2 separate regions of the Mus musculus genome follow, and region 2 is linked to region 1. A link is a loop called in an ENCODE intact Hi-C map of the cell type or tissue named here. Cell type or tissue: left cerebral cortex. All regions are shown on one strand. Links, peaks and the distances in the headings refer to the core of each region. The heading gives the core; the rest is flanking DNA. Region 1 overlaps Agk (acylglycerol kinase). Region 2 holds the start of Agk (acylglycerol kinase).

Region 1 (15,647 bases), core at 4,372-12,371:
ATTTAACTCTGATCTTTCTGCACTTCCTGCTGCTAAGGGTGTCACTTTCCCTTTCACAATGACAAAGGCTCAGTCACAGTGCAGGCCTTCTAGATAGAGTTCAAGGCCTTCGGGCACTAGCAAAGGAAATGTCCATGCTAGTATTAAAAGTAAACCATCCTAAAGACCAGGTAGCAACTCCTTAGAAAGGCAAGTGCTTTCAGTTCTCAGCTTGCAGCAGACTAGAGGAAGATAGAATCAAATTGTTAGCTGAAAGATCATTATTAATTGTAATGCAAATAGTATGGTTTTTCCCCTCTAATTTCAAAGCAATTATAAAAAAGTTGTTAGAATTCATAGTCATCTACTTTCTGGGCTCAAAAATAATAAATTAAAAAAGAATGTAACTGACACTGGATATCCTTATCTCACCAGAACTAATATTTACATGTTGGGTAAATAAACAAGTTAGGAACAAGAACATCCCAATAACATAACTGTAATTACAAAAAAATAATTATTCAAATAATTATTTCTTCTAATGTATACTAATAATTGTTAAAAACATTTGCTCGGTAATAAGTTAATACTTAAGTTATAGATTTACACATTTTACTGATGAAAAGCAAATGATAAATGATAATGGCAAGCATAAAAATAAACTGGTAAAATCACTTAGCTGGGGATATGGAACCTGAAGAGGCCACTTCCTGTAGCCAAGCAGGAACCCCAATGTAGCCATCAAGACATCCACAAAACTTTCAACTCAAAATTTAGCCTGTCTACAAGAAATAAAGGACAAGGGATGGAGCAGAGACTAAGGGAATGGCCAGCCAATAGCCAACCCAACTTGAGACCCATCCCATGGGCAAGCACTAATCCCTGACAGTATTAATGGCATGTTATGCTTGCAGACAGGAGCATGTTATCTGAGCTGACACAGACAGATGCAAGCACCTATAGTCGAAACAGTGGATGGAGCTTGGGGAACTCTAATGGAAGAACAGAAGGAAGAATTCTGGGCCCCAAAGGGGTAGGAACTCTACAGGAAGACCAACAAAGTCAACTAATCTGGGCCCTTGGGGCTCTCAGAGAATGAACCACCAACCAAAAACATATAGGAATGGACTTAGGCTTCCCAGCACATATGTAGCACATGTGCAGCTTGGTCTTCATATGGGTCCCAAACAATTGGAGCAGGGCTATCCCTGCCAAGCCTGGCATGGCCCTGGTGGGGACAGAGTGACATGGTTCCTGCCTAGGAACTAGGCAGGACAAGGCCCTGGTGTGAGAATCCATAAGTGTTGATGGTTGCTGTGGGTGTAAGCTTGTTTGTGTAAAAATGTACCTATTTTCTGGACCCACTAGCAGTGGAGGACTCTTCCTTCCAATGAATGTCTTCCCTGTTAACGTTAATAACTCCATAATAATGAAAAACAGCACAAGTCCAGGAGTCAAGGGTGTGGCTATGTCTCAGCAAAATGGTAAACGAGGGGACCTTCAGGATAGTCTTTAAGGATGTAGAGAGATCTCTAAAAACATGGGTTCAAAATATATAGAATTTCTCAACTATGTAAAAATATAAGGATGCAATATGAATTATAAGGCACTCACAAATCTAAAGGAACAAATATTATGAGTCAGTTTGTCAGAAAGATACAAAGATAGGCAGGTACAAATGAAGGCAGATTCCTGAGTTCAAGGTCAGCCTGGGACACAGCAAATCTAGGCCCAGTTGTGGTGGAAATGGTAATTTCAGGACAGGGTCCCACCCAACTAGCTTATTGTTTGTGCTTAACAAAGGTAGACAGATCTCTGAATTCTTTTGCAATGTTGAGGAAAAAAAAATGTGTGCTTCCTGTCTGCTAAGAATCAAAGGGCTGGGGGAATGTCAGGGCCAGGAAGCAGGAGTGGGTGGGTTGGGGAGCAGGGTGGGGGGGAGGGTATAGGGGGCTTTGGGGATAGCATTTGAAATGAAAATGAAGAAAATATCTAATAAAAAATGCCTTAAATAAAAAAAAAATTCAAAGGGCTGAAGTCAAGGGATGCTGATTCATAATCAAAAGGAAAACCTTGAGTAAATGATTGGACAGGATTGATAGGTAAAATAAAAGACTGGACCTTTGTTCCACAGGAAATGACCTATCCAGAGAAATTTTTAGGATAAAAAGAGAACTGCTTGGAGATATGCACACACAAGCACACATAAACACAAGCATGCACGCACACACACACACACACACACACACACACACACACTCACAAGCAAGCAGAATATAGACACAGAAATCTCTGAGACAGAGAGAAAGCGGAACATAGAAGCAGAATGGAAAAGCTATATCAAGCAGAACACAGGTCATCAGCTTGGATCCATGATTTGACTTCAAGTCATTCTTTGCACTGCTCCCACTTCTGTGAGAACCCCTCTCCAAGCTAAGCCTGGTCCTTGACATATCCCAAAAGCTGTTGCCTGTATGTGGGATATGTTCTTCTAGCTGGGCTGACTTGTCTGGCATCAGTGGAAAAAGAAGCACCTAGACGCAGAGACTTGATGTGCCAGGGTTGGGGGGATACCCAGAGCTCCCCGTCCCAACCTGCTCAGAGGAGAGGGGAGGGGTTGGGGGAAGGGTTGTTGTAGGGAGGTGACTGGGAAGGGGCAGTGAGCAGGATGTAAAGTTAATAAGTAAAAAAATAAAATTAAATTAAACAAGCAAATAAACAAACCAGCCAGGTCTCTGCAGATCTCAGACCTCATAAGAAGTTTCATTGTGCAGTGGAAGGCAGTTAATACAGAATGTTAACAATTGGCCAAGTACAGAGAATAAGTGTCGATGGACTGGTGGCCACGAGTGGGACATCTTCATCACATTTATCACACTCTCTTCATGCCAGGACTCTAGTATCATGATGGAAGAAGGGTAGGAATAGACTGTAAGAGCCAGAGGTTGGAGAGGACAGGGTTGATGGAGTGTCTTCTGGACAGGACAGGACAGGACAGGACAGGACAGGACAGGACAGGACAGGACAGGACGGCTCCATGCACATGCTGGCAGCAGCTGTGGCTGCCTGCACAAGATCGAGATAGTCAACAGTGCAGCGTGGAGGAGAGAGGGGCTCATAGCTCCTACCAACTGAGGAACTGTGTATGGACTGTAGATGGCTTCTGGAAGAAGGGCCGTTGTTTTTCCTTACGGGTGTGGCCATTGGTAGGTTGAACAACCTCTACTGGATGGCCTGACATGCACAAACATATAGACAGCACCAAAGTAAACTTTGGGTTATAAGACAAAATAATATTAGGAGGGGTGAGATGGATATGAGAGGAGTTGGGGACGAACATAAGGGTGAATATGATCAAAATATGTATAAAATTGACAAAGAATCAATAAAAATGTTATATTAAAAAAGAAAAAAATTCCTTTGTTCACAGTAGTATAGAAATATACCCAAGGGAGAAAAAAAATAATTTAAAAATTTCAAATAGTAAAACTCTAGTTTACTAGTTAATTTTTATAAATAAGGGGTGCATTTAGATTACACTGGATATGTTTAAAAGAATGATCAAACAGTTTTTATTTTTAAACAATATTTACACAATACTAGTAAGTACACTGACAAGTGTTTAACTTCCCATGGAAACAATAGATGTCAACACAAATATGTGATTTTAAAAAATATATATATATAATACATTTAAGTTTATGAAGTAGATTTAAAACACTTTCTCCCGGTATGGTTGATTCACCTGGGGAAGCAGTTTTTTAAAAATGAAGAACCCTAGCTTCCTGCCAGGTTGAGTTACAAAGTCAACCTGGGGGTAGGTCCCAGGTCAGTTAGTTTTCAACATGCGCCTCAGTTGTACACATGCAAACTAACAATGAGGAAGCACTAGTTTGTTTTAAAATAGCATTTTACAATACGTCTGCCATGGCTAAAGAGGGAACAACCTCACATTTGCTTTCCGGATGAGACCAACCAACCAAAGCAGAGAGCTCACAAAGGAGCAGCACCCATGAGAGAGCCCAGAAAGAGGGCGAGGCTCCCGGAGACAGCAGCTGCCTCCCCGGGGTGCCCCAGGACGGTCAGAGAACCGAAACAGGAACTTGGTCTACAGATTCCACTCTCCACTGTGGGACAATCACAAAACTCCAGCCCTTCCCAACTCAGGGAGTACAAGAACGTTCTAGACCCAGCCTGAGACAACCACTGTGTAAGAGGGATCAACTACCTCAACATAAGGAAAGCGAGGGTTAACAGGGTACTGACCACAAACAAGTGCATGACATGGTATGTGCTCTAGGAAGCAAACAGGAGGGCTGGGGGTACTTGCCATGAAAATTCCCTTGGGATCCTGTGACCCTCTGGGGACAGAAGCACACACATCCCCCATGTGGTCCCACTGGTGGCTTGCAGTGCAGCCTGGGAGTGCCCGCCACGCTGTCGCTCACTGGGATGTGCTCGGCAGCATTTGCTCTCTCTTCCTCGGATCACAGAAGAACCGCAGCTTTCTGGGCAGTAGTTTGACCTCCACCGGCATGGCTTCGTACTCCTCGCTGTCAATGCTGAAGGAGCCCTCAGTTCCCTAGAGAGAGGCGAGTACTGAGCACAACTGGGACCTTACTGGATGAGGAAGCGTCTGCAGAGGACTCAGCCTAACAAAAACCTCTCAGTCCTGACTGGTTCTGGAAGCATCAACTCTCTAGTCCACAGAGAGGGGTTTTCCTTTGAAACCTTCTATCTCAAGAAACACTTTGGAGCTTGAATAATATTAGAATTTTAAAACATTTATCAGAAGGCAAGAGCATTTACATATTATAGATACATGAAATTGTCAAAGAACATAATCAGGATATCCACTATGGAAAAAATAAATTGATTATAGGGCCAGAGACAATAAGTCTCCTTAGCAAAAGCAGCTGATACTCCTGAGAGGTACTTTGTGTCCACTGATTCATTTTCATTATTCCCTGAGACTCAGGGTCTTCAGACTTGGATGTGCCAACACTAGTATCATTAGACCCTGTGCAGTCCTGCCATAGCTCATTCAATTCAGCATTTGCTCCATGAAATTATGTTGGCCACACATGTCAACACCTTGCATTTGCCTACAGTTTCAATGCAGTACAGCAACAGCATGGCCATAACTCTTTAGAGGCCTGAGTAAATCTGACCTGGGGCCGCAGCAGTCAAGTTACCTTCAATTCAAGTACCGCCACTTCTTTATTCCTATTTACAAAAGTTGTTATTCTAAGAATGGTACTCTATAGCATACTTTACAGGAAAGATAAAACCCGATACCCACCAAATGGAAGATTCTTCAGATAATACTATCATAAACATCTTCTGCATTCCTGGCATGAAGAAGCAAAGGTTAGGGACCTAAGGATCACTTCGAGGGAGAACCTTGGCCTAGAGACGCTAAGCCTCAGAGGCCTGCTCCAAATCAGTAGCATGGAAGCGTTTGCCTTTCTTTTCTGGTCTCCTTTAACTCAGACCTGATAACGAGTTGTTAAACAGAAGGGACCTAAATGGTAGGCGTTAATATGGAAAGAGGAAGAAAATGGAGAAAAAGACAAATCAACTCAAAACAGCTTGTGGTCCATCTTACCTCAGGAAGAACCAGAGTACAGTGGCTGGCTTGGAGGCACTCGGTGCCAGCTGCACGCAGGCCAGGGTCTCTCACCTTCTTACTTCTATTAGTATAAGAAAAAGCAAGGTTGGAATCTTTGATGGCAACTGCAATAGACCTCAGAAAAGCCCACCGATGAGGGCAAGAAAGGCAGAGTGCGGAGACCAGGGCTCAGTGAACAAGTCTCCCTGGGATTCTAACCAGTGTTGGGGTACATTCTACGAGACTGACTGACTTGCTGTGGAGTGAGAACTGCATAAAGCTGCCATGAAGTTTCTCTCAATTTTCTTAATTTTAAAATGGTTCTACATCTATCTATCTAGTTGTGCATCTCAAATGTAAAAATTAAGATGTAATTCAGTCATTTGAGGAAAGCATCAAAGTTCTGTTCCTTGGTCCTTGTGATCCTTTATGAAGGGCAATTTATTCTGCTTTAGGGTAGATAATGCTTTTACCCTTATAAATAGTCTTAGCTATTTTCTCATCACTCTCCATAGATAACAGCCTCCTTAGCACACTTACCTTTGCTAAGTAGCCTTGGAGTAAAGCAATCAGACACAAACATGCGAGACCTCAACACACATGTACTCCATTTAGTTAATTATGGTAAATACAAAAAGAGAGAAAAGGATAGAGGGAGAAGTTTAAATCCAGCCTGAGCTACTTGGGGAGTTAAAGGCAAGCATGGGCTATAAGAGACTTTGTCTCAAAAAAAAATCTTTTGTTATTTTGAAGTAGCAATTTTTTCATGTATGAATTTGTCATCAGAGTTTCAGAACCAGCTTCATCAGGTTTCATTGAGATATTTAGTGGATGCATGCATTGCACAAATTTACTTCTCTTAAGGACCAAAGGGAAACTTGCTTAAAGAATGCTGAACATAATACCATTTAATTAATTGATACAGTGGGTTTTTTTGGTTTGGGTGTCAGTTTTATAAAGGAGATTTGAATATGGCTGCTCCCATTAGCTAGACGCACTTAAGATACTGTGCGATTTATGCACACTGTGGAAGGGACAGGCTTTTTTTCCTTCTTCCTTTTCCCATACAGCGAGAGTAATCAAAGGCTGCAGAAGGGACCATTCAGTATCTGAAGAATTTGTATCAAAGGCGAGAACAACACAGACTAATGAAAAGTGTGCTGCAGCCAATGCTGGAATAGATAATGATGCAGCCATGGAGACACAGTTGCTGCAGGAGCAATGTCCAATCCCTAAATTGGGCACAAGAGGGAGCACCAGGACAAAGCAAAGGAGGCTGAGCAGATTACGGGTTGGCATGGGAACGAACATACAGCTCCTTAGATACTTTGAGGATGTCTGGAGAGTTTACAGAATACTCAGCCAATGAAATTCCAGCCAAGGCAGGAGTTAACAAATCAGGCAGGACTTGGAAGAGTCTACTGTATTAGAAAAGGGGAAGCCTAGGAAATGTCCAAGTAGATATTCAGTGTCCTTTCAAGTTTGTCCTTGATGTTCTGGGAATGGGAAAACAAGGTGAATAGCATGCGCAGTAAAAGTCGCCGGGAAGTGCTACTCAATGTCAAAAGCCTCCTTGAGACTGACAAGTAGTCCTCAGGTAGTAGACATGATGATAACCTTCCATTTTACAGATGAGAAAGGACTCAGACAAGTCAACTGCCTTAGAGTTCCAGAGCCAGTGAGGAGGCAATCAAGCTCCCTGAGACTATAGATAGTCCTTAGCACGGCCTGAAACACCGAATTCTTTCATTTCAATGGAAAGGCAGACTGTTAACGTTCTGTTCTTCCCAAAATGAGCAGAGAGGGCAAAAGTACACATGCCAGCTCCATTCTAAAAAAGAAGGCCAGAATTCCCAGACAGACAAGGCCGTTGGCAGGTCTCCATCTTAGACAGACAGCACACTCTGGATAGAAAGGTTTGAGGACACCAGTTCCTTGATGAAGCCCCATTTCCTACAGACCAGGCACTTACCCTATGATTATGAAATCTCCTTTGCTGACAGTGTCAGGTTCAATGCAAATGTTCATAAAATCCTCTTTGCTCTAGAAAGATTAAGAATGGGAATGTTAAGACTTGGAAATTGGGCTAATGAAGCTGTCGCCCACAGGTGTCTGGGTTCTCTAAAATGTTCTAAATGCAACTGGAGCAGACAATAGCAACCTACTTATTTCCCAATAACGGTTGCAAAACTTGATGGTTCTATCCATACAAAGCTCTGAAAGCCTGATGCAGAAGAAAGTGCTATGAAAAGAGTCATGAATCCTGTCCCCCTCCTCAGTTTCCTGCTAGTCATTAGCAAGCAGCACCAGCCTAGCCTTCAGTTAAGCAATCCCAACACTTCTGTATGGCCTTCTTGGGGAAGTTCACAACTTGTAGGCCCAGGAGAGCATACACAAGCCTCTGTGAGCCACTGCCTGAGTTTCAAAGGTACCACTAAAGCACAGCTGTATCTCTCAACTAGGAATTACAAAACACATTGTTCTGACATAATGACCGCTCAGAATCTACATTTCACATTTCATCCAACTACCTACTAAGAGTCAGCCACATTTCATCAGCCCTCAGAATATTTGGGTTAACACAGAAGGAATTTTGCCCACAAAGAACTTACATTTCACTGAAGGGAATGCACAGAAAAATGAAGCAGTATATTACTGAATGTACAGAAACCGGGTATACTAGAAGTACATCAGACTATATTACAAAGTGTCATAAACAGACAAGGAGTCTGAGATTGCACTGGTGGTAGTACAATTTTTAAAAAGGATTTATTTCTATTTACTTTATGCGAAGTATGTTTTGCCTGCATGTATGTCCATGCAGCACAGGTATCCATGGAGGTCAGAGTTAGATGGCTGTGAGCTTCTGGGTGAAGACCTGGGTCCTCTGGAAGAGTAAGAATGCTCGTATGCTATGCAGCCATCTCTGCAGCCCCAATGACTAATATTTTAAAGAGAGACCAGGTGAGAAGGTGACTGATCAAAAGAAGCCCAGGAGGTCAGAAAGGAAGGAACACACTTATCAGGGGAAGCAGTTTTCACTGTTTAACAGGTATCCCTGGAGGGTTGATTAACATCAGGATTCTGTCTGTATTTGTTGATTAAAAGTTAATTTAAAAAACAGTACCTGCTATCATTCTCAGAGTTAGCTCAGTAGGACTGTTGTAAAGCTAAGAATTTTTATTTCAAACCATTTCCTGGTAATCTGATGTTGCCAATCTAAAGATCATACTTTAAAAAACACTATTTCTAGGGACAAGCCAAACATACAAAGGGAACTTTAGGTAGGGTTGTCCCTGAAATGTACAGACTGAGTGGTAGGGGAAAGAAAAATGGATGACTATAGTGGGGAAGAGTGCATCTGTATGGGTAGGGCTCTGGAGACCACTTTAAGGAAGGTGTCTTTTAGGTTGAGTGAAATGGAGAGGCAGTGGAAGGCTCTAAGGAGGGAAATGTTCTGGCTTGTTTGTAATAGGGTCACTGCCTGCTGTGCTAAGAATTGAGACAGGTCTAACTGCAGAGGGAGGCAGTGAGCCAGGACAAGACATTACAGAGAAATGAGAAGGAGCAGTGAAGGCTCAGTAGATGCCAGGATGGCATTGGAAGAGGTGAGGAAGAGGCTGAAAACTAACTAGTGACTAGTTCTAATGCCCAGGAGATAAGGGAAAGGAAACGGGCATGTTTAAACTTGCAGTGGGCAGCAAAGCCATGCTCCAGTGAGAATGGACATCAACATGTATTTTCTTTTAAGAACCAGAGAGAATTATGTGAAGTTTCTCTGATGGCCATTAGATTCTGCTGGGTGCTATAATATGGTAGCATGTTTGTGTTCCACTAAAGTCCACAGAAAATTGAATTCTGTGTGATTCTAACTTATTAAAATAACATCCTAGCTTGAAGGCAGCTGGCCAGTTGGGTCTATGGTTATCCTCTGCTGACAGCTTTCCTCAGCTTTGTTTAGAGGCACGGCTAGGTTACCTGGAAATGTCGAGTCTGTGGATTAGCCTCCAGATTTTGGTAGAGGAAATATAAGCCTGGAATCAGACTAATTTTGTCCATATGGAGAAAATGCTTTTTAAAGTATCAACACCCCAGGCCTGACAACAATTTTCGCCTTTATCTTGTGGGAACACACGTTTGGTCCTGTGATGTGAGTAAATTTCCCAGGACTGAGCCTGTTTCTTGGGAGGAGTTCTTTCTTCAACTCAGATAGTTTCTCACATACACATATCAGTGAAGATACAGACAAAGCCAACCGATCTCCGTGGATCTTGTCAATTCCTGGCTCACTCCGAGGCAGTTTTCTTTTATTTTGCTCTGAATTCTTATTGCCCAGATGCCCCTGAATTCTCAAAGATGCCTTCCCAGAAGAGACCATGGACTCCTGGTAAGTCCATGTCTATGCTGTGGCCTCTCAAGCAGGAAGCTAGGACAGGAACAAGGCCAACCTTATCTGAGTGCCTTCTCTCTGGGACCACTGTCATATACTACTTATTTCTTGCCCATAGTAACTTCACAGATTTTGTTCAGTGTTTAAGATATGAAGGTAAAGTAATTGCTTGCTCTATATCTTGGCCAATAGTCTCACATGCATTCAAAGACCAGCTCATATTGGCAGATTCAGTGAGAATCCTATTGCCTTAATGGATGATGAAAAGATACTTGATAGAATTTAATGTCTAAGATATTTAGTTAATAAACTCTTGGCAAACCTAGCAAAGTTTTTCTTATGAGAAACTTCCTCATCTAATAAAATGTATCCCCAAAATCTATCAAATTTAAAAACAAAGCAATGGCCCCCATTAGCATTACTCCTGGCTGGCACTTTTTGCTGTTGATAATAGCAAAACCTATAACAAACCTAAAATAACTCACAGGCAAACATAATTAATAAGAATTTAACTAAGATGCGGATTCAGCATCAACACACACACATACACACACACACACACAAACACACACAATTACATGTCTGTCTCTTCAGTCAGAGAAATGAAGTTTTAAGAGATTATACTGATAATAGTATCAAAAGTAAGATAACCATGAGTATACCTAGCAATAGACAAATACTAGAGAGAAAATCATAAAACACCTTGAGAGATATTGAAGCCCTCAGTAAAGGAAGGGATACATCACGTTGATATGCCACAGGGTCAATACTATAGAAATGCCATTTTTCCTCAAGTTGTATGTGTACAGTGCAACCGTATAAAACTTCTATGAGGAACCTAATAAACACCCTCAAGTATTTATAGAAAGCATGGGGCTGATGGGACGGCTCAGGAGTGTTTGTTGCTGCTCTCGAGGAGCTGAGTTCAGTTTCTAGCACACAATGATCTGTCCATCTCTAGGGGAAAGAGTCAATAAACTGATCTGATTAATTGGCTACTCGAATAAGTAAATAAAATTGGAGCCTTTACCTGTGCTATTCACAAAACTCAATTATAGGTGGCAAGTTTTTTAAAAATAACAATGGAAGTAACTATCTCATGAAAATCATTTAAAATCACTCAGCAATATATGATGAGCATCTTGCCACATTAGTAAATATAAAGATTATATATTACTTTAAACTAAAGCATTAATAGTTATTTACTCAATCTATTTAATATACTGTGCTACTAAAGAATAAACATGCTTATTTAAGAGACATTAAATTTCTGAAATTCCACAATCCTAAAGCTGTTTTCTTATTATGGAGATATTATTTTAATGATAAGTAAATATTTAACTATTACATGACAGCTACAGTATGTGACTATTTTACTGTATCTGCTCTGGCAGAGTGGTGAAGGAAAGAGAACTGACTAGAGATAAGAAGCAGTGTCACAGAGCTTTGTAATTAGCACAAAGATAAGAGCATTCAGCGGCCTGAATGTGGCTCATCTAGAGAGAGCTGCAACCACAGGCTCACTGCACGCAATGCATTCAGAGATTCAGTCCTCGGAGAAAAGAACAATGGCAAAAGAACAGGAGCAAACACTGCAAATACAGCGTTACCACAGACTGAGAATAAAGAGAGTGTGTAATAGAAATGTTATCTTCTTCTCAAAAATCTCTCCCAACAGAGGACTGTTCAACCTCATCCCTTCATGGTGGTTTCATAATTCTGTGTCAAGTAAGGGAAGACGGTGGACAGTAAGTGCTGGTGCCCACAAACTAAACCACCGCACCCCTGCCACGACAGCTGAAAACAAACAGTTACAGCTTACAGCCTCATGAAGGCTAAGAGAGGGCCCAGCTCCCCATGCACACCACCACTGAGTGCTGCCGGGCTGGGTAACACTCGGCACCCAGTAGTTACTATCTCAGCTGCTGCTCCTTAACACTTTTTCTTTACCCTTAGTATGAAATGCAGTTAAACGGTCTTGCTCATACACACACACGGTGTAAATCTGAGAATAATATAGCTAATTCATGTAAGATTCTTAGACAGTGACTCCCATGTAATAAACATGAGCTATTTTTCCTAAAATGTTTCCCTTTGTGCATTTTCTATTTTTAGCCTTTGGCCCATTGTTTAATATTGTCCCTGTTCATTCCTTATTGATTTACTCTAGGAGACTGTGATAAGGAAAGCTAATAATTGCTGGTCTGCCATATCCTAATATTCTCCCCAGCTGTCATTCCCAAGTTTATCTTTTTAAATAAGTAGATGAATGTATCAATATAAAATTTGCCTTAGGTGTCATGTTTAGAAAAAATTCTTTGTACTTTTCAAGTTTCTACTAATAATCACTTAAATGTTACTTAATACTTAGGTAGTTTTATTATTTTTTAGTTTAGTTCATTAATTCAACTGGAATTATTTCCAAAGGTAAAGGGGGCTGGTTGTGTCTGCAAATATTTCCCAGGAGACGAAAATTACTTGTATAAATAGAAAACAAATCGTCTTCTGGTCTGAGCCTCTATGCACGGGCACGCATGAACAAAATGTGTGTTCAGAGATCCGTGAGCTCCTGTGCCCCAATGCACTCAGCTACCACTTCCCAGTGCAATTGTTCCTCAAAGGCACACCACCCCTCCCTCTACTTGAGCCTTTCATCTCTATGCCCACAGAGTAAACAGAAAAATACTGAATCAGTGCAAGAAAAGCACCTGTCACTTTTTCCCCAGACACCAAATTCATTTTTTTAAAAACTGAGTGCACTTACCATCAGGTCAAGTTGGGTGTTTCGGGTTGTGATGGACAGTTCAATGGTGGACAGTTGTACATCTTTCCAGACCTCAGGGCTTACCTCTCGGGAGGAGGCTGTGGGAATCCATCAGACATGGGTCAGTGTTTCTACTGACACTTCTCTCTCTGTCCCTGCCCGCTCCCTCTCTCTCTCTCTCACACACACACACACACACACACACACACACACACACACACACGGGGGGGGGGGGGGGGGGTAGAGAGAGGGAGGGAGACTACTGAGCTGCTGGTAGTCAGCTTCCCCAGCCCTTTGTCCAACTCTATTCTTTATTTCATTTTTCTGTAAAGCAGGGATAAATACCAGGTTCTCTCTCTATGCCTAAAGCGTCCTCAAGTGAAAGCAGCTCACTAGCACAGATGTCAGTGACAAAGAGGACGAGGAACGGTGGTGCTTAGTCACAAGACACTGAAGCCTGTCCTGACAGCACCCAGGAGTCTGAATTCACCAGGAACTTATCTAGTACTGATTCTGGGAGTCTGCTCCAGGCCACTTCTAAGCTGAACAGGGCTTGGAATCTAGTCACCACATTGCTCACCATCCTGTGGCTGTGCCCAGAATGAGGCAAGCCTGCGTAATATTCTCCTATACAGAGACGGCCTGGGAGGAGTCTCTTCAGGCTCAATGGGAGGTCTCTCTCTAGGTCCCGTGTAAGAGATGGAGGCTTGATGAGTCTGAGGCCATTCCTGTTAATGAAGAAGAAAACAGCTTTCATCATGTACACATAATTCCTAACACAGGGGGCTTTGCTCTGCAAAGGTCAGAATTCTAATAATTTAATTGTCTCTTCAATGAGCAGAATTCTCCTCACTTGGGAATATGACGACTTCAAACCTTACCTTAAAAACCATGAACATAGTGATTGTGTATGTTCCCTAACATACAACAGAGAGAAAAACAAACTGAATTGACAACTACTGTTTACACTTACTTATCCAAAGAACAGAAATCAATATGAATGAGCAGAGTGGTCCTATGCTAAACTTACCCTCAATTTATCGATGGCACACAAACAAGTAATGAAATCAGTTGCATCAAACACCTACTTCAGTGCTGGTATCAGACTCCATATAGAGGACAGAATTCAAATCCAGCCTGAGGCCTCTTCATGCTTCAAAGCCCATCATTCTCACACAAGATATTTTATGATACATTTTTATCTATTGTTATTATTATTATTTGTGTGTGTGTGTGTGTGTGTGTGTGTGTGTGTAAAGGAAGGAGGGATCCCTAAATCAGGGCTTAACATTTATTGGAGAGTGGGGGAATCATACTGCAGGTATAGACAGAAACCAGTTAGAGGAGCCTATCAGCGACATCACAGACCCTCAGGCTCTGGCAGAGTCTCTAGACTCTTATGGTTAAATATTCTGTGCCGCCTTTATCACCTGTCCTCCTGCTTCATTTTCAGAAGCATAGCTTCAAACAGTTTTCAAAGCATATCAGGGAGAACGTCCTAGTTCTCTCCAATGTCACTTTCATTTGGTCCTAACTGCTGCTTCTCTACTGTCTCAGTGACAAAGGAAGCCCTTCCCCCGTGCAGGAACCCTGGATCCTATCCTGTCTGTGTATGTGCTTAGCCAACTCAGTCATCTTCTCTGTCTCCTTTCTCTTCACTTCCTGCTCCTCCCTCCCCTGCTCTGGGTATATGAAAACACAGCCATCTATCTGCTCACTTAAAAGCCACTGCTCTATTGTCTTCCTGTTTCTCTCAGGGTAGCCTTTTCTGTCTTCTCTTTAAAGTCGGGATTCCTGAAGAGGAAACCTTCTACCCTGACTGTCTGCATTTCTTTCTTTCTTCTTTTCTTCTTCTTGTTTTTCTTTTTGTTTTGTTTTGTTCTGTTCTGTTTTGTTTTTTGAGACAGGGTTTCTCTGTGTAGCTCTGGCTGTCCTGGAACTCACACTGTAGACCACGTTGTCCTCAAACTCAGAAATTCACCTGCTCCTGCTTCTTGAATGCTGGATTAAAGGTATGCCCCACCACCACTTCCTATTAACTCTAGGTTAGCCCCAGTCTGTGGTCTTCCCAGCTCCCATCTGCCTGCCTCAGAGCTGCTTGTATCTTTTCAGCCATCTACCCCCTGTGGCTAGTTGTCACAAATCCCCTTAACCCAGTAAATCAAAACTCTAGAAGCTTATAATTAATCAGTCAGATTTATATATCAATAAATTCTCAGTTCACAAGATGGCCACACAATGATATCAGAGCCAATTGATAAAGATACAAGCTGACCACCTAGATTAGACAAATTATCCCACTTATTCTATACTTTTATGATATTCATAGCTACATGTGGCTATTTAAAGCCACATGGAATCTGGATCTTCTTCTTCCTTCATCTTCCTTCCTTCTCTCTCTGTCCCTGTCCCTGTCCCTGTCTCTGAAACTCTTAGCTCTGCCTCTCTTTTCCCCGTCCAATCACAGGCTTCTTGTTGTATTAATATTTAAATTAGTTGGGCAGGAAAAATTCTGCTACAAATAAGCAATTGATAAGCAATGGATGGAAAGTGTTTATAGGATCTAGAAGGCCACCATTTAAACATACAGCTCCTGCTTCCCAGGGTATTGCTACTTAACCAGTGAAATTATTCTCTATAACAATAACACTTTTTACTAATCAGTTTGAACTTAGGAGTAGAACAATCTTGCCTTTTCAATTTTTTTTAATTATGTTGTATTTACTCCAAGTATTTTACTAACTTTTAGTTTTTTCTTTTAATTTTTTTCAATCCAACTGGAATTTCTTAGAGCTACATTTTTCAAAGGATATATTATTTTATAATTAGAAGAAATCAGATAACTCCAAATGTTAACATTGGATTCTAGTTTTTCACAATCAATTTTCAGATTAGCCAACATA
Region 2 (15,647 bases), core at 4,335-12,334, 67 kb after region 1:
TGGGTACAAAGGAGACATCACTGGGCAGCAGGAAGGCTGCCTCATCCACTGAAGGAAAGAACACAAAAGTGTCTGTGTGTGAATAACCGGTCTGTAGTTTTTAATTTTCTCTTTAAAATGAGAGCTAAGGTTGTCTGAGTATAGAGAAGGCAGAGGATTTACCAGAAATTCAGGAATATTTCAGGATACATTTGTGAGCCATGGAAGAGGAAGCTGCCTATAGATGGAGTGCACTACTTGTTTAGAATTTGACAGCCTGGATGTGAGGTCAGAAGGGGCCAGCGCAGTGGCTACTCTGCTGCTTAGTGCCATACTTTCATCCTCCTCAATAAACACATGTGCATGAGTCCTTCTATGTGCAGGGGCTTCAGGATAATGCCATGCAATACAGAGGCTATATAGTATTATGATAGGAGAAGACACAAGCAGAGCAAACCATCACAATAGCAATGAGTGGGGTTTTGTGTGTATACGTGCACACGTGTGCATGAGCGTGCGTGTGTCAGTGTACTCACCTGTTTAGGTACTCACAAAGGGCAGAGGATGATGTTGGATGTCTTCCTCTATCAGTCTATACCTTTTCTGGAGACAGGGTCTCTCAGAGAACCTGGAACTCACAGTTTTGACTAGGTTGGATACCAGTAAGCCCAGGGATTGTCCTGTCTCCACAACTCCAAAGGTGCACACTGCCATATCTAACTTGTATGTGGCTGCTCAGGTTCCCAAATCAGTTCCTCACGTTTGCACAGCAAGCACTTTAGCCACTGAGCCACCTCACTGGCCCCACAACAACAGAGTATTCTATAGAGGAAGAGTTCATAGCATTATGGAGAAAATGCAGGAAGACTGCCTAATCTAATTAGAGAGGGAAGATGTCTTTGAAAAGACAGTACTTGAGACTTGGAGAAACTTCAGTTGCTCAGAAAAGGATGCCATATGCAAAGCCCTTCTAGGGATTCTGAAACATAATAATTTCATCACTTAAGTAGACTTGAGTTCGAGGCCAGCCTGGTCTACAAAGTGAGCTCCAGGACAGCCAGAGCTACACAGAGAAACCCTGTCTCAAAAAACCAAAAAAAAAAAAAAAAAAAAAAAGTAGACTTGAAGGCCATATGCAAAAATGTAAGATACGGGAAGGTTACCGATATATGCAGATGAGGCCAAATTCAAGCATGCTGCTAAGAATTTGGGATTTCAGTCTAAAAAGCAACAGCAACCTTCACTTGCAAAACAGCAGCATGGCAATGGTGTACAAAACAGAACAGTCAAAAAGCTGGGAAGCTCGTAATAATCCACACAGGAAGGGAGGGCAGTGTGGATGAAGACAGACAGTGGGGACAGACAAAAGAAACAGAACACAGGAGGAGACTAAAACCATTCAAATCCATGCACAGGGCATAAGAAACGTGGGTAAGGAGGAAGAGAGGCTGTCCAAATATCTAGGGAAACGAAATAGACAGTGAGCATGTCCACTAACTGAGGAGCAGGTTGAGCAGGAGGATTTTTGTTTTTAGGATGCTGAGTCAGAGATACCTGTGAAGCACCCTAAGATAAGTACTTGTATTGGCTACCTTTCTATTGCTGTGATAAAACATCACGACTGACGCATCTTATAGAAGGAAGAGTTAATATGGGCTGATGCTTCCAGAGGTTGAGCGTCCACAATGGCATAACAAAGGCACGGTAGCAGAAGAAGGAAGCTGGGGCTCATACCCTGACCCACAAGAAGGAAGCAGAGAGAGCAAACAATAAATGCTGAGTCTCTTAAACCTCAAAACCCACCCTTAATGGCAGATTTCCTCCAGCAAGGCCACACCTCCCAAACAGTACCACCAACTGGGGATCAAGTGTTCAAATGCCACAAGACTATGGCACTGAGACTATCTCCGTCAAGCTATACACCTAGGTCTATAGCTCAGAAGAGGTTTTTATAGAGATGACCAAAACCTGGGACTGGACAGAAGACAGTATGTACAACTGAGATCATTCAGGGGAGAGCATGACATATGAGACGAGGGCATCGGGCAGAGAACTCTTTCCTCATGCTTGAAGAAAGGGAAGGAAGGGGTCACAGAGGACAAGAAGGAGAGAGGCAAAGAGAGACAGAGGGCAAAAGTGTAAGTTTGGAAGGCAGGGATCAGAGGAAATGTTTCCAATTGTGCTAAGGGGAGGACTCAAGAGACTACAAGGCCAGGCAGTACAAGAAGGGTAATTGAGTCAGAGAACGTATGGAAGAAAAATAAGATACAAGTGCCAAGCAAGTGATGGCACATACCTATAATACCAGCACTTGGGAGGCCGAAGTAGGAAGATCCTAGTTTCATAGCCAGCCTGGGCAGCATAGCAAGACACGATCAAGTTAAAGGTTGAGGGAGAAAGAAAGGAAGGGAAAAAGAAGAGGAGAAAGAAAGAAAATGCATCTAAAATGAATGGAAAAGAAGAAAGTTATCTGTCTTTACAGATGTCATGAGCTTTTTATATAGAACATCAGAACGGTTTCACCCAAACACATAGAAAAAAATGTTAGGACCATAAAACAACCTCATCAAAGCCAGACCAAAAAAACCCAAAAAGATTAATAAAGTAAGCTGCATTTCCATGCACTGATTGAACAACACATAAAAGAAATTAAGAAATCAACTATACAAGAAGATCAAAAAGAATAAATATTTAGAAATAAATTTAGGTAAGATAAGAGATGTGTTCATTAAGAGCCACCAAACAAGAAGACATCTTGTGTTCATGGACTGGAAGACAATACTGTTAAAAATGGCCACAAAACAAAGCAAACTAACAATTCCATGTAATTCCTGTCAAAATCTCAATGGCACTTTTTGCAAAAATAGGAAAAAGCCATCTCAGAATTGATAAGAAATCTCAAATACCCTGGATGGCCAAAATAATCTAGAAAAAGAACAAAGTTGGAAGAGTCTCACTTCCTAATTTTACAACTTCTTATACCGCTATAGTTTTCAAAATAATGTGGTTCTGGCCTATAGATATACACAGGCCACAGGGACAGGACAGACAGCCTAGACATAAAGCTCCATCATATATGGTCAAAATACCTTCAACAAAGCCCAGAGACCATACAGCAGAGAAAGAAACCCTTTCTATAAACAGTGCAGCCCACATACCCACATGCAAAACAGTGAGGCTATACCTTTGTGTTATACCACATACAGAAACAAACATAAAGGCTGCTTCAAACCCTGTTCAGAGTGAGGACATTTCAGGCTGGAGAACTAAAGGGCCTTTTAAAAAGTCTTAAGACTTTAGGGAGTATCAGAAGACCTCTGGAAACATACTGAAAAAGGAACACGTAAGCTCTTTGGATCTTCACCCAGCAGGGGCTAGAGTCTCCACATTGGCACCAGTGTGCCTTCGAGGCCCTGCAAACACAGCATAGGCTCCCCGGGGGGTCCAGGGTAGAAGGAAGGGAAGGTTAATATTCTTTCTTACCTTGCATATGCTAAGCTGAGTGCACATAGGTTATAAGGATGTGGTACTTAGCTCTGAAGATACTTAGCAAGGACAGAACCACACAGCTACAATCAATCAGACTGCACACTACAGTGTGAAATATGTTCTGTGAGCAATAAAGTGCATATAAAGTGCAATATGTAGTCAACTACATAGAGCAGGTTACAAGAAGCTTTTGCCTTTGTTTTTATTTGAATGGCTTTGTTTGACCACCGCATTTTATAGAGAAGTGCAGCTGGGCAAGATTTCAACCCTGGCCCTACAGATCCTTCTATAGTGGGATGCGGATGGTGTCGGGCTGTCAGTATTTACCAGTGCTTCCCGTAGAGCCAGTGACCTCCCCATGTCAGCAAACAGAGCCCAGCTGTAGTTTTCTTCCAATGATTTCGAAGCGTTTTAAAGAATGCAGTCATCTTCTCCTATAGATTTAATAGGCAGAAAAAGAAAACAAAGTTATCCAAGATAATCACAGAGCATCCTACAGTCCTCCTCTAAGGTCTCCCCGCCCCTCCCTTTTCCTTTTTTGTTTTCCCTTTGCTACTTCTGCTCTGGTTCTTCTCATCCTTTCCTGTCTAGTCACCATCAGCATCTTCTGATCCACTCACCAATCTCTGCTTCCTTCTTTTTCATGTACTTCTACCTTGGCTCTCCTCCTTCTGTATCCACCCACCTTTCCCTCTCCATATGAGAAGGAAGGAGGGCAGAAAGGAGGAAGTAAATAGCCAGGCTTCCCTGATGTGTGTCTTCTGACTGTCCCACTATACCATTGTTGAGTATTTGTCTAGTACATATAAGGAACCCAAAAGACCAGCAACAGCTTATTAAGACAGAAGAAAACACCAGGTCTTTAGTATGAAAACCAGTGGAGGACATGCTTTAAAAAAAGCAATGCATGTGGCTCAGTTAAGAAAAAACATACTCAATTTACTAATCAAAGGCGTGCAAATTACAAAGAGCTATTATTATTCACATATAAAATTAATTTTTAAATTATCGTATTCACTAATAACAAAATACAAGACAGATACTCATACCTACTCCTGTAAGGAAGATAAATTAGTTCTTCATGAAAAAATAAAATAGTGTAATATGTTTATTCTGTTTTTGTATGACACCATTTGATGATATTTATATTAATATGTTACTTAGCTTCTCTGACTAGAGTAAGGTCCACTGAATGCAGAACTGTGGTCACTACTAGAACCCATACATCAAGTAAGATCTGGCACATAATAGCTATCCCAAAAACATATATTAAGTGAGTGAGACATGTAGCAATTCATTTTTTAATTGAGAATTTTCATAGATATAGAAAAAAACAACCAAATACAATGTTAAATAAAATTAGCAGAGTAAAAGGCATTTAAAACTAGTGTTATCCCAATTACATTCAAAGAAGACAACCAACCAAAATACCAATAAATAAAAGCAGAACTTTTACATAATATCCTCTAAGTTGTAGGGTGCTAAATGACATCTTACAATTGTGCGCACTCTCTCTCCCTCTCACTATATATATATATATATATATATATATATATATATATATATATATTATTATCTAAACAGATAAAAATTATTTCTCTCTGTAACTTCCCTTGGTTAAAATCCCTCTCCTAGGAAGAAAAAGCCACACTGCAAACATCAATGAAGCCATCTAGGCTGATACAAAAGAAAAAGAAAAAGAAAATTCCCAAAGGTCCACATAATTGACCTCTCTCATCTGATCCTAATCACTTATTCATTCAAGAGGCCTTTAATGAATACCTACTCTATGTTAAGGGCTAGGGCAGAGAAGAGTAAGTCCCACTCTCAAATGCTCAGAAATCTTAAATCCCTAACTGCAATACAACCATACAGGCAAAGCTGCAACACCATAAGATACATGTTGGGGAATGAGAACAGGATCTACCCTGAGTTCAGAAAAACAGGCCTAACTGGGATGGAGCTGAAGGAGCCAGAGTCCTGCAGGTCAGAAGTCAGAGTAAAGGAGTTAGGTATATGCTATGGCCTGAATACCTATTCCCACTGAAATGGTATTAGGATGTAGAAATAATGGGGTCCTAAGGATGCTGTCCTCATGAATGGACTAGTACCCCTCTAAGAAGACAGCCTCACATCCCTTCCACCTCCAAACCATCTGAAAACACAGCAATGAGACAGCCATTTGCAAACTAGGAAGAGGGTACCATGCCCAGTGCCAACAACCATTGTGGGTTCATACTTCCAGTTTGCACATTGTAAAAAGTAATCTTTGTTATTTAAGCTATCCCAGTTATAACGACCTGAACTAATAAGTATACAAAGGCAGTGTGTGTGTGTGTGTGTGTGTGTGTGTGATTTGAAAAACACAGGTAAGTAGTAGACTGAAGTAATTTCTCTTCTCAACCATTACTAAAACTAAGAATCTTATAACAAAAGACATATTAACAAGGAAAAAGCATATACATCTATTCAATGTGAGCTTTCATGACACAGAACCTTCAGAAATAAATCCCTGTGTGTGTGGTCAATTTGATGAAAAGCAGTAAGTTCTACAGAAACATGACTGAACAAGGTGCTATGACTTAAAAGACCAGCAAGGTCTGTTTGTTTGGGTTCTTCTGTGTCCCTTCATCTTAAGAAATAAAAGTACTATTTCTTTTCCTACAAGCATCTGACAGGTAGCTCTAACACAAGAGCCTTATACAGGAAGTCTGCTTCAGGTTAGCAACAACTTCCTGCTTCTACTGTTTCCCCAACTGCCAATGTACGACTTGGGGATGACCATGCCCTAAACACCATCGATATTATACATACAGGATAGCATCTACAACAGTGACTCCCAGCCCTTACTGTCTTTATTAAACCTTATTTAAAATGCACAAAATTTGTTGTAAATATATATTCTTGGTCATCATCTTCCTTCCCCAAAAGCCTACTTTGTTCCTGAACTGAGTAGTCATATGATTTTTAGTTAGCAGTTACTAACATAATTGCAATGGAGGTTGCAAACACACCAGACATTAAAAATCAATGTTTTAAGATGAACGATGGGGTCATGGGGAGGGGGAAGATTTGAAAAGGCTTTGAATCCGCACTAAGGTCTTTGGATATTATGTTTAAAACAATATTATGTTTAAAACTTGAGATTTTTTTTTTTTAGCAGATGAATAACAATCACATTTGAGGTGCAGAATATAAAACAGACTGCCAGAACCTGAAAGTAAATCTAAAAGGAGCCATTCGAGGGGTGACTGCCACAAATTCTAGACAAGAGTCAACAAATGATTTGGAGGTCTTTATGAAATAGAAATGGGCAGGGCTTGATGATCAACTGATTGCAAGAGGTGAAGGACGAGGAAACGGAGCCAGGTTTTGTGCTTGGGCAACGGATTGTTAAGTGATTTCAAGGCTTTGGATTTACATTGTAGGTTTGTGGGGAAACAGTGTGCAGTTAAGGAGACTCTAGACTGTTCCACCTGCTGGAAGGCTGGAACATCACCCAAGTAGAGAGGGGCATGGAACGAATATCGGACAGTCGACAACACTCTGAGTGGACTGTCTTTTTAAAAAGCCACGCCCACCCTGTCTTAAATGCTTTCTATATTATTAAAAGATGAGGGAAATATGCAGGCAGCCTAGTGTGCAAAGAGGACTGGCCAAGGTGCTTAACGAAATCCTAGCTTTGTCGTTTACAGATGGTGAGACCCTGGATAAGTCAATTAACATTTTCCCTAGAGAAAAAGGGAAACACCATTAATTTTTGCAGTGAAGCAGTTGTGAATAAAATCTGTATTTGTCTTCACAATCTGTAATACATTCAGTGTATATTCCCTTCTCAGTAGCCAAAATTTTCATTCTCACTAATGTCAGTTAAAAATCTCAAATTTTATGCCTAAATTAACATATCTTTGCCTTCCAAACAGGCTTTCCCCAAACCCAAAAACTCTCAAATTCTGACCCTCTTCTGACAAGAAAAGTAGGGGTTTTCTCACTAAAGAGCTTTTTAGAACAGATTCTAGTCATCCACATCTGCAGAACCTAATAAATAGAACGAATGAACCGACCCACCCTTTAGGGTTCAAATATTACTGGCCCCGTTTTTTTGTTCCGGAGTACCCCACAGCCCAAGGTGGGAAGTAGCTGAGGGGTTCACAGGTTAGGGACGGCTCTGGGACTCGAACCGGCACACCTGACTCGCAGGGACAACGGGCGTGCACGCCATGCTGGCCCGGCCCAATCTCCCCTCCTCCCGCCCCACCGCAGTCAGCAACCGCGTGGCCGATCCCCGGACGCCAGGCGGGTTCCCCGGACGCTCTGCTCAACGCAGCCACCAGCGGCTGCGCTCCACACCCTGACAACACACATCCCGCGGCCCTAGCTTGCTCCCCGAACTCACCGCTGCCCGCCGCTCAGCGCCCGGCCTTTCCTGTGTGCTCTCACAAAACTCTCCCTCTCTTTTCAGGGAAACCGCTCCCTCTGCTCTCGGGTTCCGACGCGGAGCAGCGCGAGCCAGGCGGGGGCGAGCCCTCCCGTGACCTAGGGATGGGCTCGCAGCAGCCACCGCCCTCCCTTCCCTTTCTCTCACATTACTTGTTCATTCAATCTTTCATCTATCCATCTGTCGCCAGCCAGTCGTTTCTGGAAAGTTCACAATACATAATAAGAACAGTTTTACGATTTGGAACTAAATCAGAAAGTAATTAAATGGCTAAGGCATAGTGGTAAATGAAACAAAATAAAACAAAACCCAGCGACAGGGCGGGAGATGAGGAGGCACTGTGTTAAATTAACGAGCGGAAGTTTGAGCTCCAGAGAGCAGGAAGATGATGATCAGGTCTGGATGCACGGAAGAGCAGGGTGGGGTGGGAGTGGGGCTGAGGCTGGGGAAATCAGGCACAAAATCACAGAACCCTTAGGCCTGTGTGCTGGAGGCAGAAAGAGCTATGAGAAAAGGGAGCCATGCAGCAGGAGAGCCCACAGGGGTGTTGGACAACAGAAAAATGTGTCTTGTTAAAATATAAAGATCGCTGGGCTGAAGATGAAGGGCAGGTGCAGAGAAGCTTCCTGTTAGCTGCCTTACACCAAGGCAGTTACAAAAACTTTTTATCTTGCCACCTTTCACTGCGAGGAAGATGTCAACAAAATAAAACAGATTTTGCTGCAAAGAGGACTCTTAGAAGTCTGCCCTGAGGGCACAACATTGCTGTCTTAAATGGGAACAGTTTTTCAGTAGGAACATCTTCAAATGGGAACTCGCCTGAGATGTCCCAAGACTGGATCCACTAATATTTGATCTCTAGGGACTCCCATCTTCCACAAGATGTACAAGCAATTAAAGGTTACTGGGCCAGAGGGGCTGAGGAGTGTTGAGGGAACTTCTTCACTGGTATTGCCTCCTCTAAGTTGCTCATGTTCCTATAGGTAATTCCTCACTACCCCAATCAAATTCATGGATCCACAAATCTAGACTTTAGTGGAATCATTTCTTCGGGGTCTGTTCCTGTCACTATCTGGAGAAAATAGACATTTCTTCACTGCTGTCTCCCTAGGAAACAGGAAATAAATGTATTCTGAGCCAAGTATGAATGGCAATGGTTTTGGAACACAGATTCAAGTTGCCCTGAATGACACGTTCCACCGTAGAATAGGTTAGTTGGACACTTATGAATCAGAAAATAAAATAAAGCCATGAGCCCATTTGTCTTAGTCAGGGTTTCTATTCCCGAACAAACATGACCAAGAAGCAGTTGGGGAGGAAAGGGTTTATTCAGCTTACACTTCCATATTGCTGTTCATCATCAAAGGAAGTCAGGACTGGAACTCAGACAGGTTAGAAAGCAGGTGCTGATGCAGAAGCCATGGAGAGATGTTCCTTACTGGTTTGCTTCCCCTGGCTTGCTCAGCCTGCTCTCTTATAGAACCCAAGACTACCAGCCCAGTGATGGTCCCACCCACAAGGGGCCTTTCCCCCTTGATCACTAGTTGAGAAAAATCTCATGGAGGCATTTCCCCAACTGAAGCTCCTTTCTCTGTGATAATTCCAACTGTGTCAAGTTGACACAAAACTAGCCAGTACAATTGACCCCTTGTCAACTTGACACACAAACACATCACTAGTAAGCCTCAACCCTTACATTCTTATTCATCCCCAAGATCTAAATAACTTTAAAAGTCCCACAGTCTCTACATATTCTTAAAATATCCATCTCTTTTAAAACCCAAAGCCTTTTTACAATTAAAAGTCTCTTAACTGTGGGCTCCACTAAAAATAGTTTCTTACTTCAAGAGGGAAAAACATCAGGGCACAGTCACAATCAAAAGCAAAAATTAAACTCCAACTGTCCAATGTCTGGGATCAAACTCACAATCTTCTGGGCTCCTCCAAGGGCTTGGGTCACTTCTCCAGCCCTGTCCTTTGTAGCACTCATTTTGTCTTCTAGGCTCCAGCTGCCTGTACTCCACTGTTGCTGCTGTTCTTGGTGGTCATCTCATGGTACTGGCATCTCCAAACACTGTAGTCTTTCGCTGTAACTATGCTTCACCAACAGCCTCTCATAGGCTCTCTTCATGGTGCCAAGCCTCAACTCCTTTACATGACCCCTTCTGTCCTGGAAAATCAATTGCAGCTGAGGCTGCACCTTCACCAATGGCCTTCCATGGCCTCTCACTGTGCTGAGCCTCAGCTGCTCTGCATGACCTCTTCATGCCTTCAAAACCAGTACCACCTGGGTGAATCTTACACATTACCAAGTCCAGCCACAGCACAAGGTACAACCTTGGCCATCTCTGGAATACAGCCTCTGTGCTCTCAAAAACACTTCCCAGAAGATGTCACCTCAATGATGCTGGTCTCTTCTTAATCACTGCTAATTTCTTAGCTCCAGCTAACCAGCATCAATAGTCCCAGAAATGCAAAGTTTTTGCTTTAGTTGTTCTGGTATATTGTTAATCACAGCTGATTCTTCAGCCCCAGCTAACCAGAACTACAGAATCTTCACAATCAAAACAGCAATGGCCCTGAAAAGAGTCTTTAATTTTCCCTCTGAAATTTCACAAGCCAGGCCTCCATTTTCTGCACTGCTCTCAACATTATCTTCCAAGCTCCTACACAATATCTCACAGAGTTTTTAACAGCAAATGGATCTTCTGGCCCAAAGTTCCAAAGTCCTTCCACAGTCCTCCCCAAAACATGGTTAGGTTGTCACAGGAATATTCCACTCTGCTGGTTACCAATTTGTCTTAGTCAGGGTTTCTATTCCTGCACAAACATCATGACCAAGAAGCAAGTTGGAGAGGCAAGGGTTTATTCAGCTTACACTTCCATACTGCTGTTCATCACCAAAGGAAGTCAGGACTGGAACTCAAGCAGGTTAGGAAGCAGGAGCTGATGCAGAGGCCATGGAGGAATGTTCTTTATTGGCTTGCTCAGCCTGCTCTCTTATAGAACCCAAGACTACCAGCCCAGGGATGGTCCCACCCACAAGGGGCCTTTCCCCCTTGATCACTAATTGAGAAAAATGCCTTACAGTTAGATCTCATGGAGGCATTTCCTCAACCGAAGCTCCTTTCTCTGTGATAACTCCAGCTGTGTCAAATTGACAGAAAACTAGCCAGTACACCATTTAAGATGTCAAGTAGGCAGGAAACAGCACCACAGAGAAATCTCTTCCATAGGTTTCAGATGCCATGTGATGGATGACCTTCTTAGATTTGGGTTGGTGGAAGTTTACAGTTATATCATTCCTAAAGTTTTAACTAGTAGTCACAAAGATGGGTTAGGTAGAGAGTTTGGTGGTAAATAGCTACTACAGGCAAGAGAGAAGAAATTTGGCTATCCATCTGTGACATTCCATCTCCCCACTGTCATGAAGTTCTAATCAGTCTACTGGTCTGCAGACTCTTGAATAGCAGTGTACCTTTTTTCCATACAACTCTAGTCCACAGACAACAAAGGCTAACCACTGAGGACAGCTGTGGGCCCACATCAGCATTTGCATGATTTATTTATCAAAACGGTCTTTATCTGCCAATGTATTTAACTCCACCTACATTGCTGTCAATATAAAATCAAAATCCTTCACCCCTCACTTCTGTCACCTGCTTAAATGTTATTGTTCTTTGTTTGGAGTGCCATCTAAGACAGAGTTCTAAGTCACCAATTTGAGCTTCCTCCTGATGGTCACATATTAATAATTATGCTTGTTTTCTCATGTTAATCTCTTTCTTTCTTTCTTTCCTTCTTTCCTTTTTGGGAGTGGAGAGGTCTTCCTCAACTCTTCCTCAAGGACAGAGAAATTAAGCCCCTTTCCTGCATGGGAAAGCTTTTTTGGACACACCACTCAGTAGAATAGGATTCTGTCAGCAGAATTGTTGGGTCTGGTTTACATTTTACAGATATCTCTAGTGCAGTCAGTGGACTCGTAGTAACAAGAGAGCTACACGAACACTGTGCTGATGCAGACCTCCAGATAGTTTAAATTCAGCAACCCTCATGATGGAGGGGGATCAAGCCAAGCAACACAACTTTCTCTCTTCTTTCTTCCATCATTCTGTCACTCAGCATCTGCTGAGAGGCGTGTGATGGGCCGCATGGAAAGGTCTGAGGCTGGCTTCAAGTTTAGTGCCCTCCATGGTGCCCACCCCCACAGGGCTTGCAATCTACCTTCACAAGTCCCATTTCATTTGTTTATAACTTAGACTCCAGATGAATGCTTGAAGAACAACAAAAACATCTGATGAGGTTAAGTGCAGTAAACCATACTCTGTCCTACTTTTCACTGGGACAGTGTGACTTTCCCACCACTCTCCCTGGGAATAGTGTGAACTTCCAACCACTCTCTCCATTTGTCCATTAGAAGATGGGAGAACATCATGCTTTAAAACAATCCCTTAGTGTTCTAAAATAGTTTACTGCTGAGGGAGTCGGTGAATTACTTTCGGAATTTCTTTTCCAACTATCTAACCTGTTCATTTGTGGAAATGAGTCTGTGCAACTGCTTGACTGGAGGCTTGAAACCCCCGAGACCTGTGGGATGATCCAAGGAGAAGGCAAAGAACATGCTTTAGGATTGGGGGCGAGGGGGAGTCCTGAAAATGGGGACAGTGAACTTTGATCAGAAAATGATAGTTTTAAAAAGCCTTAAAAATAATTACATATGCATCTGGGGGGTGAGCGCGCTCGAGCACATGTGTGTGCCTTTCTTATGGCTTATGTCTTGTTTTCTATCTTATATGTGAAGGGAGGACTACACTCCTTTCTGGGCTTAGTACCTCTCAAGATTAGAATCATATATTACTGCCACATGGGCATCGCAGGTGAGTGTGAACTTGGCCACATAGACTGCTTTAATACTCTGAAGTTTGCCTGTGGTTCTCTCCAAGAAACAGAAGGTTTTAATCCTGCAGACCCATTTTAGATTTCTGGTTTCCAAAACTGTAAGATAATACATTGTATGTTAAACTACTGAGTACACAGCAATTTGGTAAGCAGTCACAATTAGCATGCACTGTCTTAGGTTATGCTTCCTAGAGAATCCAAGCTATGCTGGGCAGATACCAATTGCACTGTCTCCAGTTAATTCACTGTCTCAAGTTAATTCTTCATGTTTGTATTATGTTCTTGTAAGGCCATTTGTGGGCTCCTGCATCCATTTCCACTGTGTAACTGTAGTGTCTCCGTGCCTCTTCTCCACCTACCTCCTACAGATTGAGTGTCCTCTGCGAACTCATGCTCAAGTTCAATTGCCATGTCACTGCCAGGTTGGAATGGTGAGAAGAGATGATACCTTTAATGGGGTGCCTAGGCTGAGAACTCTGTCCTCACCTCATGGCATTATTGTATGGCAGGTTCCTGCTGGTCAGGTGTGATTTATGCCTGATTTTACTTCTCCTGAGTGTCTGCTTATCCTACTACGTGAAGATTTTCACCAGCTGGACATCCCGGGTCCCAGAACCATTTCCTGAATAAATATTTTTTGCTTATTATTTATAGATGTGGTAGTCTGTCAAGCCACAGAAAATAAACCTAAGATATTGCCATGGTTCTGTACAGTCACAGAACTTATGGAATGTCTCTATGTAGTAAAGGAAACTATTGGAATGACTTACATCAATGGGCAGCTGTGAATGGAAAGTCCAAGAATCGAGTAGTTGCTCAGTCCCATGAGGCTAGGTGTTTCAACTGGTCTTCTGTATAAGCTGGAATCCTGAAAAAGTAGGTTCCAGCAGATGTGCTGGCACGTAAGTGCAAGCAGGCAGAGAAGAAGAAAAACTTCCTTCTTTCATTGTCCTTATGTAGGCCTCCAGCAGAAGGTACGGCCCAAATTAAAGTATGTACCACCATGCCTGAACCTAAGCTGTTTTTTACTTGTAATGTGTTCTGTCCCAGGCTGGCCTTGAACTCAGAGATCTGCTTGCCTCTGTCTCCTGGGATTAAAGGTGTGTACCACTTTGCCTGGGCCTAAGCTTTTTATGGTCACTATGCCTCAAGATCTGGACCACAAGTGTGTCCTACAATTCTGGATTGTATTCCATTCCAGATATAGTCAAGTTGACAACTGGGAATAGCCATCACAGATACCATCATGCCCATAGCCTCTATGCAGTCTTTCTACATATCTAAATGGCATTTGACTTGACCCTTCTCAAACAATAGTAATGTTTCTAGTCAGAATCTCTCACTTTAGATACCAAGTGTGATTTTTTTCTGTAAGAATGAAAACATCAAAGATAATAGTAAAGTTTCTAAATATATACCTGAAGTCTATGATTGTAAAACCATGAACATGTATGATCTTATATGAATACTCACCTGCAGGTAGATATGACAGTTGGGTTTTGGAGATGTATGTCAATTCTACTCCATTCTAAGTTCAGTTTCACTAGGATTCAGTTTATAGAATCATCAGTCTTAACTACTAGCTAGCCTTTCATTGTCTCCTGCAGCCCACCAGAAACTGAGTTAGCCCAAGACATTCTGTCACTCAAGGATTGAGACTAGCTCCCTTTCACAATTTTGGAAATTCTTGTCAGCATGTCCAACCTGCACCTGTGGATTACATGTGCCCTGGATAGCCATGACTGTGAAGTCACATTAATTCAAAAACTTAATTAACATATGATTTTTTCTGACATTTTTGTAACTTAGTTGTGTAGTTCCTGTCTATGAGCTTTGTAAATGACAATGTCATGTTACAATATCCAAAATGAGACAAACTGGATAGAGCTTCCTGTAGGACAAAATGAGCACCTGTGACAGTAGAGACTTGTATCTGCCATGGAGATGTGCACAGCCAGAAAGAAGGGCTTGGCCTGTGCCCTTCCTTTCCCATGGTCTTTGGTCAGCATGATAATCACTGAAGACCAGGAAAGTAGTCCCTGGAGGCTACTGGAATTTGCCCCTACCTTTAGCACTTGCCTGGAATCTTTGGGGAGAAACATTTTGCATTGTCAAAGATGGGGACTAGAATCTCTTTTCATATCTAGCACACTACCACATAGGTACTTTTTACAGAGTGGAAATAAGCTACACATGGAAAGTGTAAAATCAACTAATGTTCTCTTGAAGACACTGAAGCGCTATGACATTGGATACTGACAACATCCAGTCAATCCCAGAATCAATAGTCTTCCATCTGTCTCAATATTTGTGGGATTTCCCCGCCCACCCCCCAAATGATCCCACATTGTTATATTATTAAAAGCAGCTGTAGAGAGATGGAAGGTGGAAAGAAAGATAAGTTCAATCTGACCTTAGGCAAGACCATGTTTACTCATGGTGAGGGGGTATCTCTGGAAGACGGGATGTGGCCAATCTGTAGCCGACAAGGGAAGCTGGGGAACAGTATTTTAGCAGGACCATGATCACAGACCATCTTGAAATCCAGTAGGTTCCAGTTACTGGAAGCTCTACCAGGACCAACCCTGAGAGAACATTATCTCGGTTTAGAAGATAGTGGACAGAAGTTACCTTTGTCTAAGTAGGATGGGAAGAAATAAGAGTGGCACAGTCACCTTGCCGGCCAAGTCCACCTGGGGCACAGCCAGCAGAACTGAGCAGCATGCTGTCCCCTGAACTCCAATGAGACCCAAGGCTCTGCCTTTATGAGGAGTCCTGTCAACACCAGGAACACCCAGCCAACACCAGGAACAACCACATGGTTAAAGGCCGGTGTAGAAAC

The links. A loop is a pair of places that touch in the nucleus more often than their neighbours do. Peaks named below come from ENCODE experiments on the same cell type or tissue, not always from the same donor. Only the 100,000 strongest peaks of a DNase experiment are listed, where the experiment ranks them.
Region 2: it touches region 1 in a loop (4-fold over the local background); 2 of 42 quality-filtered maps call a loop at or near these places.

Annotation. Positions count from the first base shown.
Region 1 is chr6:40,384,639-40,400,285 of GRCm38, reverse strand. Agk (acylglycerol kinase) reads right to left here. Exons shown (of 16, transcript NM_023538.2): 12 at 13,325-13,472; 13 at 12,745-12,842; 14 at 7,563-7,633; 15 at 5,588-5,672; 16 at 3,524-4,561. The coding sequence ends at 4,424. Among named protein-coding and RNA genes, the nearest start is that of Dennd11, 44 kb to the left of the region's middle. In left cerebral cortex, for the core only: CTCF peaks have their summits at 6,832 (motif pointing right) and 9,112 (motif pointing right); DNase peaks (open chromatin) are centred at 6,872 and 9,132; H3K27ac peaks cover 361 bases.
Region 2 is chr6:40,317,748-40,333,394 of GRCm38, reverse strand. Agk (acylglycerol kinase) reads right to left here and starts at 7,917. Exons shown (of 16, transcript NM_023538.2): 1 at 7,865-7,917; 2 at 3,796-3,902. The coding sequence starts at 3,896. In left cerebral cortex, for the core only: no CTCF peak of the experiment used is centred there; DNase peaks (open chromatin) are centred at 7,826 and 8,242; H3K4me3 peaks cover 1,445 bases; H3K27ac peaks cover 1,024 bases.